2 separate regions of the Homo sapiens genome follow, and region 1 is linked to region 2. A link is an interaction called in ENCODE POLR2A ChIA-PET data of the cell type or tissue named here. Cell type or tissue: CD4-positive, alpha-beta T cell. All regions are shown on one strand. Links, peaks and the distances in the headings refer to the core of each region. The heading gives the core; the rest is flanking DNA.

Evidence for each region. Peaks named below come from ENCODE experiments on the same cell type or tissue, not always from the same donor. Only the 100,000 strongest peaks of a DNase experiment are listed, where the experiment ranks them.
Region 1: POLR2A ChIA-PET joins it to region 2 with 5 read pairs; 2 of 35 experiments call an interaction of 5 or more read pairs at or near these places.

What each region holds. Positions count from the first base shown.
Region 1 is chr16:53,746,877-53,753,249 of GRCh38, reverse strand. All of the region lies in intron 1 of FTO (FTO alpha-ketoglutarate dependent dioxygenase), which reads right to left. The region is part of intron 1 of LOC124903691 (a long non-coding RNA gene); the gene reads left to right. Among named protein-coding and RNA genes, the nearest start is that of FTO, 46 kb to the right of the region's middle. In CD4-positive, alpha-beta T cell, for the core only: no CTCF peak of the experiment used is centred there; no DNase peak of the experiment used is centred there.
Region 2 is chr16:53,453,447-53,463,324 of GRCh38, reverse strand. RBL2 (RB transcriptional corepressor like 2) reads right to left here. Exons shown (of 22, transcript NM_005611.4): 6 at 9,713-9,873; 7 at 9,556-9,620; 8 at 8,483-8,669; 9 at 3,708-3,874; 10 at 1,475-1,584; 11 at 670-773. Among named protein-coding and RNA genes, the nearest start is that of RBL2, 24 kb to the right of the region's middle. In CD4-positive, alpha-beta T cell, for the core only: no CTCF peak of the experiment used is centred there; DNase peaks (open chromatin) are centred at 5,464 and 6,524; H3K4me3 peaks cover 1,822 bases; H3K27ac peaks cover 2,415 bases.

The sequences.
Region 1 (6,373 bases), core at 2,374-6,373, 290 kb before region 2:
ACAGGGTCTCTCTCTGTTGCCCATGCTGGAATGCAGTGATGCGATCACGGCTCACTGCAACCTCAACTCCCTAGGCTCAGGTGATCCTCCCACCTCAGCCTCCTGAGTAGCTGGGACTACATGTGCACGCCATCATGCACAGCAAATATTTTGTAGAGACAAGGTTTCACCATGTTGCCCAGGCTGGTCTCAAACTCCTGGGCTCAAGTGATCCACTTGCCTCAGCCTCCCAAAGTGCTGGAACTACAGGCATGAGCCACCTATTCCTATCCCTAACCCTGTTTTTTTTTAAAGCCCTCAACGAAGGATTCTTTAAAAAAAAAAAAAAAGGCAGTCATATCTGACTATGTAAATTGTACACCCTTTATACCTTAGGGGGAATGGGTTTACTTTTTATTATAACTATAAAGTTCATTTATCATTTCAGAGGAGACATTAAAATAATTGTGGGCAGTGTGATATTGACCCTTGCAAGCCACATTCTTGCCCTGCAGATACACTGCTGCCACACAGCTGGGTTAGAAGACAGTGTTAAAATTACAGTGGAACCACATAATTGCTGCATCATTAGTGGTTGGAGGGTGAATTGAAGGGATGAGTCTTAAGACAAATTATTCCATATGGATTGAAAAGAAGTATGCAAAAAGATATGCAAGATTGATTGCTGAGATATAGTCTAGGAGTCAACTTTTTTAATTTTAAAGATAATATTTGAACACTACCCTTTTGAATTAAGATTTCCTCAAAATGAAATTGATTTATATTCAAATCCCCTTTGACCCTACTTACGTGACTGGATGGCTATACCATATTTGGTTTATCCATTCATCAGCTGGTGGACATTTGCATTGGTTCCACTTTTTAATTATGAATAATGCTTCCATGAAAAGAAAGTATAATTTTTTTTTAAAGTGCAACCCTGCAATAGGCTGTCCCTCTCCTATTACTAGATCAGCCCAATCTTTGCCTCCCAAAGAGGTAGCCACTGTTGAATCTTTACAACATATTCTGTCTATATGCAAGCATTTTACACAAATAGTAACAGTATTCTACACCTTGTTCTTTTAATTGTCTTGAAGACAGTTTCATCTTCACTAGCTTCATCTCCCTTAATGTATTTAAACTGTTCCCTACTGATGGATACTTAGATTGCTCGTGTTCTGCCACTACAAATAATGCCACAATGAATATTCTTATACATATGTCTTTGTGCCCATGTGCCAGTACAAAAAATGGAGCAAATTCATGTAAGTAGAACATAGCTGGGTCAAAGAGGATTTGACTATAAGTCAATTTTGTTTTTAGAAGATCTTACTTCAAGAAGGTAAAATGTAAGCGATTCAAATCCTGACTGCAGCTTGAATCAGAGAGAAAAATAACCAGCAACATCACTAGGAAATAGGCAATCCACTGCATCATTATTTTTGTTAGTATCTTTGAGATGTAATTCACGTAACATAAAATTCACCAACTTATAGTATATGATTCAATGGTTTTTAGTATATCCACAGAGTTGTTCAACAATCACCATATTCTAAGTTTAGAACTTTGTTATCACTCCAAAAAGAAACCCCTGCACCGATCAGCCCTCACTCCTGATTCTCACCCCACCCCTGGGCAATCACTCACCTACTTCCCATCTTCATAGATTTGCCTGTTATAGACATTTTATATAAATGGAACCATATAATATTAGTCTTCCATATCTGGCTTTCACTTAGAATAATGTTTTCAACATTAGTCCATGGTGTAGCATGTGCCAATACTTCATTCTTTTTAAATTTTTTTTTTTGAGATGGAGTCTCGCTCTGTAGCCCAGGCTGGAGTGCAGTGGCATGATCTCAGCTCACTGCAAGCTTCGCCTCCCGGGTTCATGCCATTCTCCTGCCTCAGCCTCCCAAATAGCTGGGACTACAGGCACCGGCCACCACGCCCGGCTAATTTTTTGTATTTTTAGTAGAGACGGGGTTTCACCGTGTTAGCCAGGATGGTAAATTTTTTTTTAATAGAGAGAGGGTCTCACTATGTTGCCTGGGCTGGTCTCGAACTCCTGAGCTCAAGTGATCTCTCGCCTTGGCCTCCCAAAGTGCTGGGATTACAGGTGTGAGCCACCACTCCTGACCAGTGTTAGTGTATTTTATGTGTGGCCCAGGACAATTCTTCCATTGTGGCCCAGGGAAGCCAAAAGATTGGACACATCTGTTTTAAAACCTTCCTTTTATTTGAAGATGAATATGAAAATTAAATAAACGTCCATACTTAGGTTTAAACAAACCAGGAATGTCACCACCCACAAGCACAGAGGAAGAACAGTTCTATTTCTTTAGACCTACAACCTTCGTAATTTGTTTTTGGTTTTCATCCTCTAAACTGTCTTCCATATTGCCCATGTTCTGTGTGCAATTCAATCAAGTAAAATTGCTGTGATCTTCTACTGTGTTGCCATGTACCATGCTAGACTGAAAGACACAGAGATTAATAAAAGCAATGAGTTCCCAATTCTCCAGGAACTCACATTTTGGTTAAGTGTGATCCTTTTTGATAATAGTTTGTAGAGATGGTAAGCAAACTTACCAAGGTCAGCAAACTTCTTCTGTAAAGGACTAACTAGTAACATTTCAGGCTTTGCAGGCCACATATGGCCCCTATTAAATATTCTTCTTCTTCTTTGTTTTTCTTTATAATCTTTTAAAAATTTAAAAGCCATTATTGGCCGAGCACAGTGGCTCATGCCTGTAATCCCAGCACTTTGGGAGGCCAAGGAGGGCAGATGACCTGAGGTCAGGAGTTTGAGAACAGCCTGACCAACATGGCAAAACCCCATCTCTACTAAAAATACAAAAAATTCGCCAGGTGTGGTGGCGTGCACCTGTAATCCCAGTTACTCAGGAGGCTGAGGCAGGAGAATTGCTTGAACCTGGGAGGCAGAGGTTGCAGTGAGCCAAGATCGCACCACTGCACTCCAGCCTGGGAAACAGAGTGAGACTCTGCCTCAAAAAAAAAAGAAAAGAAAAGAAAAAGAAAAAGAAAAAAGCCATTCTTAGCTCAAGGGCCAGACTTTGATATAAGTTATAAGCAAAGAGAAAAATTACAGGTTCATAATCTTACCAATTAAACATGCCAAATGCAATTTAAAATTCATTAATATCAGTTATGATAGCCTCAATTCAACTCTGTCTCTTCTTACTACTTATTCTTTTACTTCCATGACTCTGTTTTCACCAATGTTATTTCTTGCACAGATTCTTTGATAACTGATGAAACAAACTCTCTTTCTGCCCCTAAATTAGATCTGCCATTTGATTCCCAATTGAAATTACATTCTACATGAAGGACAAAAACCAGATGGTCATCTCATTAGATGCAGAAAAAGCATTTGAGAGAATTCAATATCCTCTCATGATAAAAACACTCAATACCTTAGGTATAAAAGGAATGTGCCTCAACACAATAAAGGCCATACATAAGCCCACAGCTACCATTATACTCAATGGTAAAGAATTAAAATCTTGGCCGGGCGCAGTGGCTCACGCTTGTGATCCCAGCACTTTGGGAGGCCGAGGCGGGCGGATCACGAGGTCAGGAGATCGAGACCATCCTGGCTAACACGGTGAAACCCCGTCTCTACTAAAAATACAAAAAAATTGGCCGGGCGTGATGGCGGGCGCCTGTAGTCCCAGCTACTCGGGAGGCTGAGGCAGGAGAATGGCATGAACCCGGGAGGCGGAGCTTGCAGTGACCCGAGATTGCGCCACTGCACTCCCGCGTGGGCCACAGAGCGAAGACTTCGTCTCAAAAAAAAAAAAAAGAAAAAAAGAATTAAAATCTTTTCCTCCAAGATTCAGAATAAGACAAAGATACCCACTCTTGCCACTTCTATTCAGTACAGAAGTGGAATATAGTATTAGAGTATTGCCAGAGCAATCAGGCAAGAAAAAGAGAAAAAAAGCATCCAAATAGGAAAGGAAGAAGTAAAACTATTGCTGTTTGCTGATGATATGCTCTTACACTACATATTAAAAACCCTACAAATTCCACCAAAATACTGTTAGAACTAATAAATGAATACAATTAAGCTGCAGGATACAAAATCAACACACAAAAATCAGTAGTCTTTCTATATGCTAACAGTGAACTATATAAAAAAGAAATCAAGAAAACAATCCCATTTAAAATAGCTACAAGGCTGGGCACGGTGGCTCATGCCTGTAATCCCAGCACTTTGGGAAGCCGAGGCGGGTGGATCACCTGAGGTCAGGAGTTTGAGACCAGCCTGGCCCACATGGTGAAACCTCGTCTCTACTAAAAATACAAAAAAGTTGGCCGGGCACGGTGGCATGTACCTGTAGTCCCAGCTACTGGGGAGGCTGAGGCTGGAGAATTGCTGGAACTCAGGAGACGGAGGTTGCAGTAAGCTGAAATCGCACCACTGCACTCCAGCCTGGGCAACAGAGCAAGAATCCGTTTCAAAAAAATAAAATAAAATAATAAAATAAAATAGCTACAGGCCAGGCACAGTGGCTCACACCTGTAATCCCAGCCAAGGTGGGTGGATCACCTGACGTCAGGAGTTCAAGACCAGCCTGGCCAACATGGCGATACCCTGTCTGTACTAAATATACAAAAAATTAGCCAGGCATGGTGGTGCACACCTGTAGGCCCAGCTACTCAGGAGGCTGAGGCACGAGAATTGCTTGAACCTAGGAGGTGGAAGCTGCAGTGAGCCAAGATCACATCACTGCACTCCTGCCTGGGTGACAGAGAAAGACTCTGTCTCTAAATAAATAAATAAATAAAATAGCTATAAAAAATAGTTCTATGAAGAGTGAGTTGTGAAAAAATAATACTTAGGAATAAATTTAATACCAAGGAGGTAAAAGACCTATACACTGAAAACAATAAAACATTAATGAAAGATACTGAAGATGATACAACTAAGTAAATGATATCCCATGTCATAGACTAGAAGAATTAATATTGTTAAAATGTCCATACTACCCAAAGCAATCTACACATTCAATTCAATCCCTATCAACATTCCAATGTCATTTTTCATACAAATAGAAAATATAATCCTAAAATTCATATGGAACCACACACACAAGAAAAAACCCTGAATATCCAAGATAATCATGCACAAAAAGAACAAAGCTGGAGGCATCACACTACCTTATTTCCAACCATATTACAAAGCAATAGTAATTAAAACAGCATGGTACTAGTGAAAAATGGGCTCATCAACCAATGAACAGAATAGAGCCCAGAAATGAACCCATGCATGTATGTGGGTTTGACAAACGTGCCAAGTATATACTTTGGGGAAAGGACAGTCACTTCAATAAACGGTGTTGAGAAAACTGGATATCCATATGCAAAAGAATAAAATTGAACCCTTATCTCACACCATATACTAAAATCAACTCAAATGGACTACAGACTTAAACATAAGACCTGAAACTACAAAACTACTAGAAGACAACATAGTAGATAAACTACAGGACATTCGTCTGAGCAATTATTTTTATATCTGACCCCTAAAAACAAAGGCAACAAAAGCAAAATAGACAAATGGGATTACATCAAAATAAAAAGCTTCTGCACAAGAAAGGAAACAATTAAAAAAGTGAAGAGACAACCTACAGATTGGGAGAAAACATTTATAAGCTATACATCTGATTAATATCTAAACTCAAATACCTCTACATTAAAAATTTAATAACCCAGTTAAAAAATGGGGAAGGTACCTGAATAGACATTTCTCAAAAGAAGACAAATGGCCACCAGATACATGAAAAAAATGCTCAACATTACTAATCATTAAAGAAATGCAAATTAAAACCACAATGAGATATCCCCTCACACCAGCCAGAAGGACTACTGTCAAAGAGATAAAAATAAGTTTTAGTGAGGATGTTGAGAAAAGGGAACCCCTGCAATCTGTTGGTGGGAATGTGAATCAGTACAGCAATTATGGAGTTCTCAAAAAAACTAACAATAGAATTACCATATGATCCAGCAATTTCACTTCTGGATATTTACCCAGGATACTTGAAATTGGTATGTCAAAGAGATGTCTGCACTCCCATGTTCACTGCAGCACTATGCACTATTCAACTTATGGAATCAACCAAAGTGTTCATCAACAGATGAATGGACAAAGAAAATGTGACATATATACACAGCCCGTAAATACCACTCAGCCTTTAAAAAGAAAGAAATTTTGTCATTTGCAGCAACATTGGATGGAATGAGAGAACATTATGCTAAGTGAAATAAGCCAGGTACAGAAGGACAAATACTGCATATTCTCACTTACATGTGGAATCAAAAACAACTGAACTCAAAGAAGCAAAGAATAGAATGGTGGGTACCC
Region 2 (9,878 bases), core at 3,049-7,048:
AGAAAGGCAGGCAGGCAGGTGACTGGCTAGATGACCATGTACCAAAAGTGAATATGTTTATCATAGGATGACATTAATCATAGATGATTTTTATTTTGTTCTTTTTGCTTATAATTTTCCAACATTGTCAATAATTATTATTTTTTAATTAAAAGCTACTGAAGCACCAAAGGCACAGGCAACAGGCCAGGTGCGGTGGCTCACGCCTGTAATCCTAGCACTTTGGGAGGCCAAGGCATGCGGACCACCTGACGTCTGGAGTTCAAGACCAGCCTGGCCAACATGGCAAAACCCCATCTCTACGAAAAATACAAAAATGAGCTGGGCATGGTGGCACATGCCTATAATCCCAGCTATTTGGGAGACTGAGGCAGGAGAATTGCTTGAACCCAGGAGGCGGAGGTTGCATTGAGCCGAGATCGTGCCACTACACTCCAGCCTTGGCGACAGCGCAAGACTCCATCTCAAATAGGTAAATACATACATACATACATACATAAAACAAAAGCACAGGCAACTAGTGAAAAAATATATTGGATTTCATCAAAATTAAAAACTTTTGTGTATGAAAGGAGACTATATATAAAGTAAAAAAAACAACCCACAGAATAGGGCAGGAAGGAAATTATGTTTCATTGCGCTGATCAATACATTGGTTATTTTACTCACAGATAAATCCATGTCTCCTAGTCTTTTTTGTTCCTGCTCAATAACAGATTCTAATACTTTATAGTAAAGCATCTCCGCAAAACGAAAATGTTTGCTGGCAATTTCTGTAGAAATAATAAAAAAAAAAACCCCACAAAAATGGCACACAAAGAAAATAAAGGCCCATTCCTCCTCCTTTACTCACAAAATAAAATTCAAAACCAACCCAATACTTTAGATATGCACACTTCTTATGATTGGTGTTTTAATTATCCCTAAGATACCTTAATTTTCTTCATGGTAACAGTCACATTTTTCTAAAATTATTAAATGAAATTTGCACATAAGGAACTGTAATATCATTTAAGACTAACACCCTTTTTTTTCCTCTATGTTTGAACAAAACAGACCAATGCTAAGAGGTATGTAATTGGCTTACTAGTCCACACCTACTTAGTTCCAATTCCTGACAGCAAACAATTCCTAGGCCAGGTTTGGGCCCATAACAGTGATATCTCCTGTCCTTATTCTCAATATGTTGAAGAATCACTACACTTCTATTTAATTTCCAGTTTACAAAAAAAACCTAAAGATTTGCAGATAAAAAAGCATCAGAAGTCCAATATAATAAAGATACCATTCTAAAATTTCTATCTTACTGAGAAGGGCTCAGAAATCAGTTGGTTGACCAGAAAAATTGGACAGCCATATCCTAGCCTTCAGTCTAAAGTCATAAATCTTTTCCTCATCTTTCTTAGTTAGTAAGAAATGACTCCATTTAGTTAAACTTCAAACATAAAAGCAGAATAACAATGTTAAACCTTACCTTTAGCACAATTACTGAAATCCTCGTCTGGCTGGAAATGCTGAGAATATATTTCAAACATTTCTTTCAGTCTGTTAGCAATAGCCTGGGTTGGATCTCTGGAACATGTCCTAAAAAAGGTAATGAGAAATAACATAATTTAAAGGTCTTGTCAAGTCACAAGGGGATAAAATGTTTCTATAATTTCACTAACATGTAAATATAAAACACTCTGAACAGAAACTATACACTTCCCAAATTAATCCAAGAGATCCCATACTTCCTTTTCAAAGGTGGTGGTATTACCAGTTTGAATGAAAAAAAAAAAAACTTTTCTTGTGGGAGCTACACCTTTTATTTTATATATATATATTTTTTTTGAGACAGAGTCTCGCTCTTTCACCCAGGATGGAATGCAGTGATGCAGTCTTGGCTCACTGCAACCTCCACCTCCCAGGTTCAAGTGATTCTCCTGCCTCAGCCTCCAAGTAGCTGGAACTGCAGGCACCTGCCACCACGCCCAGCTAATTTTTGTATTTTCAGTAGAGATGGGGTTTCACCATGTTGGCCAGGCTGGTCTCGAACTCCTGGCCTCAAGTGATCCACTTGCCTCAGGCTCCCAAAGTGTTAGGATTACAGGAATGAGCCACTTCGCCCGGCCGGGGATACACCTTTCAGTGCAGGAAGTTTAGCAACCTTGGCCTGGGCCCATTCGATATCTATGACTGTCCCCCACCTGTCCTACACATCCCCAGTCACTGATTATCCCAAACTTGCCCTTAACTATTTCCCTAGAGGACAGTAAAACTCCCATTAAGAACACCTGGAAGAAAATAGAATGAAGGGGTGTAAAACCCATACTACAGACTCACATAAACTGTTCCTGGCATTCTACATTTTTTTCCCGCCAACGAGGTTTACTTCAGTCTTTCTATTATTAGAAAGCAATATATGTTCAATCCAGAAGCATTATACAAATTATCACCATGTAAGCTTTTTGTAACAACTGTTTTTATCTTGATCACAAATATATATATAATTATATACATATTCTTTGTGAAAATGAAGCAAGTTTAAAAAATTATAAAGAGAATAAAAATCAATTACAGTCCTGCTAGAGATAACTACTGAATACATATACAAGCAGAATTTTTCTGGGAACACACACACACATACCTTTCAACAAAAATAGCACCCTTTATTTTACCTAGTATTTACTGGTAATATTTATTTAACCCCACTAATGGTACCTAAGATTTAAAATGCTGTTATGCCTAGTTAGAAACTGTAAAGCGATCTGGAAGACACAGAGATTAAGATGGCTTCTGAAATGTATTTACGAAATGCTTCTAAATTCAAGGCAAACAAGGTGCATCTGAAAAACATGACTCAGGAAGAGGCCACAGAGATATAACTTGTTGAGTATAAATCACAATCAAGTTTATGAATAAAGCAGACTTCACTAAAATGTAAAGGAAAAGTAGTTGGCATTTAAGAAGCCTGGCTATGAGTGGGAAATTACTTATGTGTACATATAGGGTCTTCTTGATATACCATCATCAGAAATAAAATGGGGTCCTTTTGGGTCTACGTTATCATATCATAAGGTTTTAGGACTGAGAGGGACCTTGGAGGTAACTTTTCAAATCAACTTGCCAAAGGTTATGCATAAGATGATGAGATTCAGCCTACTGGGCTTTTAATTAAAACTCAATGATATTCCTACCAGTCTCAGGGAGATCAAAGGAACTAAATGCAGTGAACTTCCTTTCCAGGATAAGGATGTTTTATAGAGCTTACAAAAGTTACAGTGGTTTTTGTCCTGCTTTATGAACATGTGGAACTCTATTAATCTTTTCAAATCTGAGTCACCCTTCAGAACTTACCTCAGGTTCAACCCTCTTCATAAAGTCCTTTGACAATTCCCATCATCACTGAGCTTCCCCCCGCCCCCACCTCACCACTCCCTGAAATCTTGAAAGAACAGTTGGCAATAAGACACTTTTGTGTTTTACTCTACACTGTCTGGTGTTATTAGTTACTGTGTCTTGTATTATATTAAAGAAATCTAAGGAAAGAAGATCTTCCACTTATACATCTTATTGCTAGGTCCTCTATAGACTCACAACAGGACTGAGTATACAATTGATAAAAAATTATTCATGGGTGAATTAAGGCATTAATAATGAAAGAATAGGAAATTGGAAAATGGTCAATAACCAAATCTTAGAAAGCAGACAGGGCTCAAACTAACCTGAGAATCTGTTCCAGTTTCTCACTTGGTGCATTCCTGAGGCCTGTCAGCATGGTGTGAAGACGACTCAAGCTATGCGTAGCTGTAGAAACTGGAGTCACACAAGGGCTATTCTCCTTAATGTACCTAACACCAGTTAGTGGTGTGGAGATTCTAAGTGCTTTGGACTAAAGAAAAAAAAAATTACACAGAATTAATAAACATTTTTTAAAGAACATTATTTTAGGCCAGAAAGACTTTAATTCACTTCACAAATGGGACTTCAAGCCAGTAAGACTTTATCTTTACAATATCAATAAATTTTAGTGACTCAAATGTCACCATTCTTGGAATTTAAACATAACAGCATTAAGAGCCGCCAATATCCATGTGAAGACGAAGGTGTGAAAGAATAATTTGTATTTTAGCTAACTAAAAGTTTGTCTCTTAAAAGTTAAAACTCTAAAATAAGGTACAGCTCCCTACATTCCCTCTTGTAAAACTTATGCTCGGAGGCAAAGATAAGCATTCTGCTCACCTGAAAAATTAAGATTATTCTCAGCTCTGAGAAACAGAATTTCACAATTCCCATCTACTGCTATTTTTGCAGACACTCAAAGATAAAAGAAAATTGTGATTAAATTTGGTTCCAAAAAAAATCCATGATTTAACAAAAGCCTACTGATATGGTTTGGCTATGTCTGCATCGAAGCCTCAACTTGAATTGTATTTCCCAGAATTCCCATGTGCTGTGTGAGGCACCCAGTGGGAGGTAATTGAATTATGGAGGCCAGTCTTTCCCGTTCTATTCTTGTGATAGTGAATACGTCTCGCGAGATCTGACGGCCTTATCAGGGGTTTCCACTTTTGCTTCTTCCTCATTTTTCTCTTGCCACCGCCACCTAAGAAGTGCCTTTCGCCTCACACCATGATTCTGAGGACTCCCCAGTCATGTGGAACTGTAAGTCCAATTAAACCTCTTTTTGTTCCCAGTTTTGGGCATGTCTTTATCAGCAGCGTTAAAATGAATTAATACACCCACCATCCAAATATTCAAATTTGCTTCAGAGACAGATAATAAGTTGAACATTCCCTAAAAAGGCAACTTGATGCAGAACAGCCTTCATTGGTCTTCCTGCCCCTCCTCTACCTTTGGTTACCAGAATCTATCACAGGTTCTCCCCCTAAGGTAGACAGGTCTTCAGAGAAATAAGTTAAAGTCAACATTCTTGACAATAAATATGGAGAAGATGTGACTTGGTGTCAAAGGAGCCAGTAAAACATCTTTCTGATTTTTCAAATAAACTCTGAAAGGTTAAGATAGCTTAACAATGTCTTTTAATATTCAAGATAAAATTTCCCTGTGTATTAAATGTACTTATTCTAATTTTTTAAAAAACCTAGCAAAACTTTCACCTGGCAACAGAGCCAACTATTCAAGTTTCATAAGATATAGAAAAGCACAGAAATTTACTGTATACAGAAACAAACCTACATGTTTTCTCTATGTCTTAAAGTGTAATACAACTAAGACTTTCACTTTGTTTCAAAGAAATTCATTCTATAATTAAGTCAATAAAATGATTTGGGTAGATTATTGCATTCAAAAGGCTGCTCCCTGCCTTACAAGGTTTCTTGCAGCCAACTACTTCACTGTGCATGAACCGATGCCTACATTGGGAGGCACTGGGAGGGAAAAACACCTTGTACACAAACAGGAGAATCAACAGCAGCCAGCAGCATATAACCACATCACCCACAGGCAGCAGTAGTTTCACAGAGGAAACTAGGTGTGACAACCACAAACAGCTTCCTGCCAGAGTCCTCAAGGTCAACATGGTGCTTCTTGGTAGCACTGTGCTTAGCTTAAAGCTTCCTGTTCATTCTGATCAAGAGGAATCTTTAACTTGGGTGCAAATATTAAGTCGGTATCTTAAAAATATTAGGATGTTCCATCTCCAAATGAAGACTTACAAAATTTGGAGTGACCCTGAGCTTTGTCCTTAGTCCTCTTGTATTCTCTCTCAATTCATACCTCTAAGTAATCCCTCCTCATTTTATAGCTTTAAAAGCCATCTACGGCTGGGCATGGTGGCTCACGCCTATAATCCCAGCACTTCAGGAAGCCGAGGCGGGAAGATCATGAGGTCAGGAGTTCAAGACCAGACTAGCCAAGATGGTGAAATGCCGTTTCTACTAAAAATACAAAAAATTAGCTGGGCATGGTGGCAGGCACCTGTAATCCCAGCTACTCAGGAGGCTGAGGCAGGAGAATCGCTTGAACCCAGGTGGCAGAGGTCACAGTGAGCCGAGATTGCACCACTGCACTCCAGCCTGGGTGACAGAGCGAGACTCCATCTCAAAAAAAAAAAAAAAAAAAGCTATCTGTACCCACCCTGATGACCCCAGGACATATATACACAACCCCTAACCTCTACTGTGAACTGTGAACTCCGGTCTTGTATACCTCAACTGTCTATTCAACTTCTCTACTAGGATGCTTAAAAGACATCTCTAATTTAACATGCTAATAACCCTAACTCTTGATTCCCCTTCCCCCAGACTTGCTCTTCCCTCTTAATAAATTTCAGTAGTAAATGTTCCCCGAATGTCTACTATGTGCCAAGCGCTGCATACAACACTGGTCACAGCCTTGGTGAAGCTTATATTCTAATGCAAGGAGACAGGTAATAAACAATTCTTTCTACCTACCTCCCTACTTACTGTCAGACAGTGATAAATACGAAGAGAAACACTAGCAAGCAGAGTCAGGGGGAAAAGAAGTCCTGAGGGTTGGGGAGGATGTTGTGGTTATTATTGACATAGCAGTTGGGTTATCAGAGACCAGAATGAAGTGAGAAGGAAGCCACATGAGTCTCTTGAAGCAATACAGTTTAGGCAGAGGGAATTGCAAAGGCAAAGGCTTTGTGTTGCAGGCATGCCTGGCATATCTGAAGAACAAAAAAGGAGGTTAATGTGGCATAAGTGGGTGAGGAGGGAGGAAAGTAGATGAATTCAGAGAGAGCCAGGGCCAGATAACTTACAACATTACAGGCACTTGTCAGGATTTTAGCTTTTATATCATTCACCCAACTGGAGACATCACTGTTCTCTTTTTCTCATACCCTAGATACAAACCCTCGGTAAATCCTGTGGGTGCCATCTCCAAAATATGGCCCAGCTACAAACCATTCTCTGAAGCAAGCCACCATAAACTATTGCCAGAATCATTCCAATAGCTTCTTAACTCCCTACTTCCACCCTTGCCTCTAATCCCACTTTCCCAGAAGACCTTTAAAAATGTAAATCAGTCACTCCTCTTAATAACCCTCTTAATGGCTTTCACCTCAATCAGAGCAGAAGCAAAAGTCCTTACGATGGCTTCCAAAGCCTACACGGTCTGTCTGGCTCTCTTGTTCCCTCTTCCCTGCATTTCTTTTTCTTCTTCTTTTCTTTTTTTTTAAAGACAGGCTCTTGCTCTGTCACCCAGGCTGGAGGGCAGTGACGCGATCACGGCTCACTGCAGCCTGGAACTCCTGGGCTCAACGAATCCTCCTAACTCAGCCTCGCAAGTAGCTGGGCCCACAGGTGGACACAACCATGGCCAGCTTATTTTTTGTATTAATATTTTATGTAGAGACGGGGTCTCACTTTGTTGCCCAGACTAGTCTTGAACTCCTGGGCTCAGGCAGTCTTCTGCCTCAGTCTCCCAATGTGCTAGGATTACAAGTATGAGCCATCACACCTGGCCTCCCGTCACTTCTTACCACTTTTTCCCTCACTCTATTCCTACCACACTAGCATTCTCACTGTTCCTCCAAAAAGCTAATCCTGTTCCAACCTCACGGCTTTGCATTTGTTATGCTCTCAGCTTCAAATACATTTACCCAGCTATTCATATGGCTTGCTTCCTCACTTACTTCTGGTGTGTGACACCGTTCCCAACCACCTTACCTACCACAGCCCACCCATCCCATTCTCCCCTCCCCTCAATATTTTGTATTACTACTCTATTTTCTTCATCTATCATCACCCAACATACTATATATTTACTTGTTTATCTCCTGTCCATCTCCCCACACTGGAATATAAGCTTCTTTAGAACAGGGTTCTCGTGGTTATTTTGTTCACTGCTTTATCTCCAGTGTCCAGGACACAACCTGACATATAAAATGCTTTAGGAATATCTGTTGAATGAATAAGCAGACCAGTCTCAAGTCTGAAGCAGCTCACTTCCAGGTGAACTGGCCCTTGGATTACCCAGTGTTTCCCTGGTGGCACTTGCCAGAAGTTTGGTGTTTTCTGTTCCACCACATAGCAGAAGGGAAACTCTTGGCCTGCATCACTCTAAGTGTCTGTTTGAAATAATACCACGTGGTCCTGAAATTCAGTTTAAAAGAATTTTCTTAAAGACTGTAGATCCTCATTTTCTCCAGTCTCTTAAATGAAGGCCCCAGTCAGGTCAATTATCACTTTCTAAATGCCTACACTATGTTCACTACATATAAGACCATATATTACTGGCCCATCTTTTTAAAACCAACAATTATCAGCATGACACATTTGTTTAAATTTATATTAATTTCTTTTTCTCAGACCTCACTAAAATGAATGAAAGTTGATATTAACAAAGCAAATATCATAGAGATACCTTTTTCAATTAAGAGAAGTATGATGAGAATTTTCTCCTTCATACTGTAGGCAAGTAAAACACAAACATGAAATTACCAAAATAAAAAAGAACCCCTGGCTTACCTGCTCCTGTATTTCTACTCTTCTGGCATGGCTAAACTCACCTTGTCAAAATGCTGCTGTAAGATGTTTTTCATCTGCACCCTTTCAGCAGTCTCTGTTCCTGAACCAGCGTTCAGACACCTTGAGAGAGTCCCAATTTCCTCCTCAGCATCCTCTCCAAGAAATATCCGCTCATCTAAATTCCCAACAGATAAAACATACTCCTCATAGGCCTTATTGATGGCTTTACTATAGGAAAAACAAATACAGACAAAATGTACTCTCTCACAGAACTGCCATTTCAATTAATTATTTCATTTTTTTATTTACTAAAAGTTCTAATAGTTTTTTGAAAGTTAAACTTTGGTAGGGTAACTTGTAGTTATAAGAACTGGATAGTATAGCTGGGTGCAGTAGCTCCCGTCTGTAATCCCAGCACTTTGGGAGGCTGAGGCAGGTGGATCACGAAGTCAGGAGTTTGAGACCAGCCTGGCCAATATGGTGAAACCCTGTCTCTACTAAAAATACAAAAATTAGCTGGGCATGGTGGCACGTGCCTGTATTCACAGCTACTCAGGAGGCTGAGGCAGAAGAATCGCTTGAACCTGGGAGGCAGAGGTTGCAGTGAGCCGAGATCATGCCACTGCATTCCAGCCTGGGCGACACAGCGAGACTCCATCTCAAAAAACAAAACAAAACAAAAACTGGATAGTATCACATGTAATCCTGCTATCCCCAAGCTCATCCATCACACAGTACAAGTATTTTGCTGACAGTGTTTCAGCTGCTGGTAGGTGCAACTTCCGGTGAGAAGCTTAACTATCTGTCTAGCTGCTCTAGGCACCCCTGAAGACTTCCACACTTACACATCATCAATTTTCACCCATATAGTTCCAAAAGAATTTATTTCAAAATTTATAATCCAGAAGCTTAAAGAAACTTCAAAAACAGCCATACAATTTTGAACACATTTAAAAAGTGTGCTTATATTTAGGTGACAGAATTTTTGCTTCCCTGTATTCTCTCACAAAACATATTCTCAGTTTCCAGAGTACAAACAATAAAAACACTAACTTCTGAAGTTTCCTAAGTATACAATTTAAAATATTAAAACATTTTATACAGAAGTACTCACAAACTCTCTCCAAAGTTCCCAGGTTCTAGAAACCCAGTGAGATTTTCTTCTTTTCCCTTAAGGAGCTATGATGAAAGAAGAGATCCTTAAGTCGTCATGTTAAATCAAGTTTTTCTCCAGAAAACATTTTCACGTTATTTCTTTGCTACTTACAAACCTTTTTTTCATAAAGTTTCCTAATATAGGGTTTCCAGAAATGTTCCTTTATCCCCTTTGCTTCCAAAACTAGGCCATCATGTAAGGAACACAGTTTCTCAATGATACAAGGGGGGTCAGAGGAAGGTTTAGAATCTTTAGCATGAAAATCTTCAGATAAGCCTATG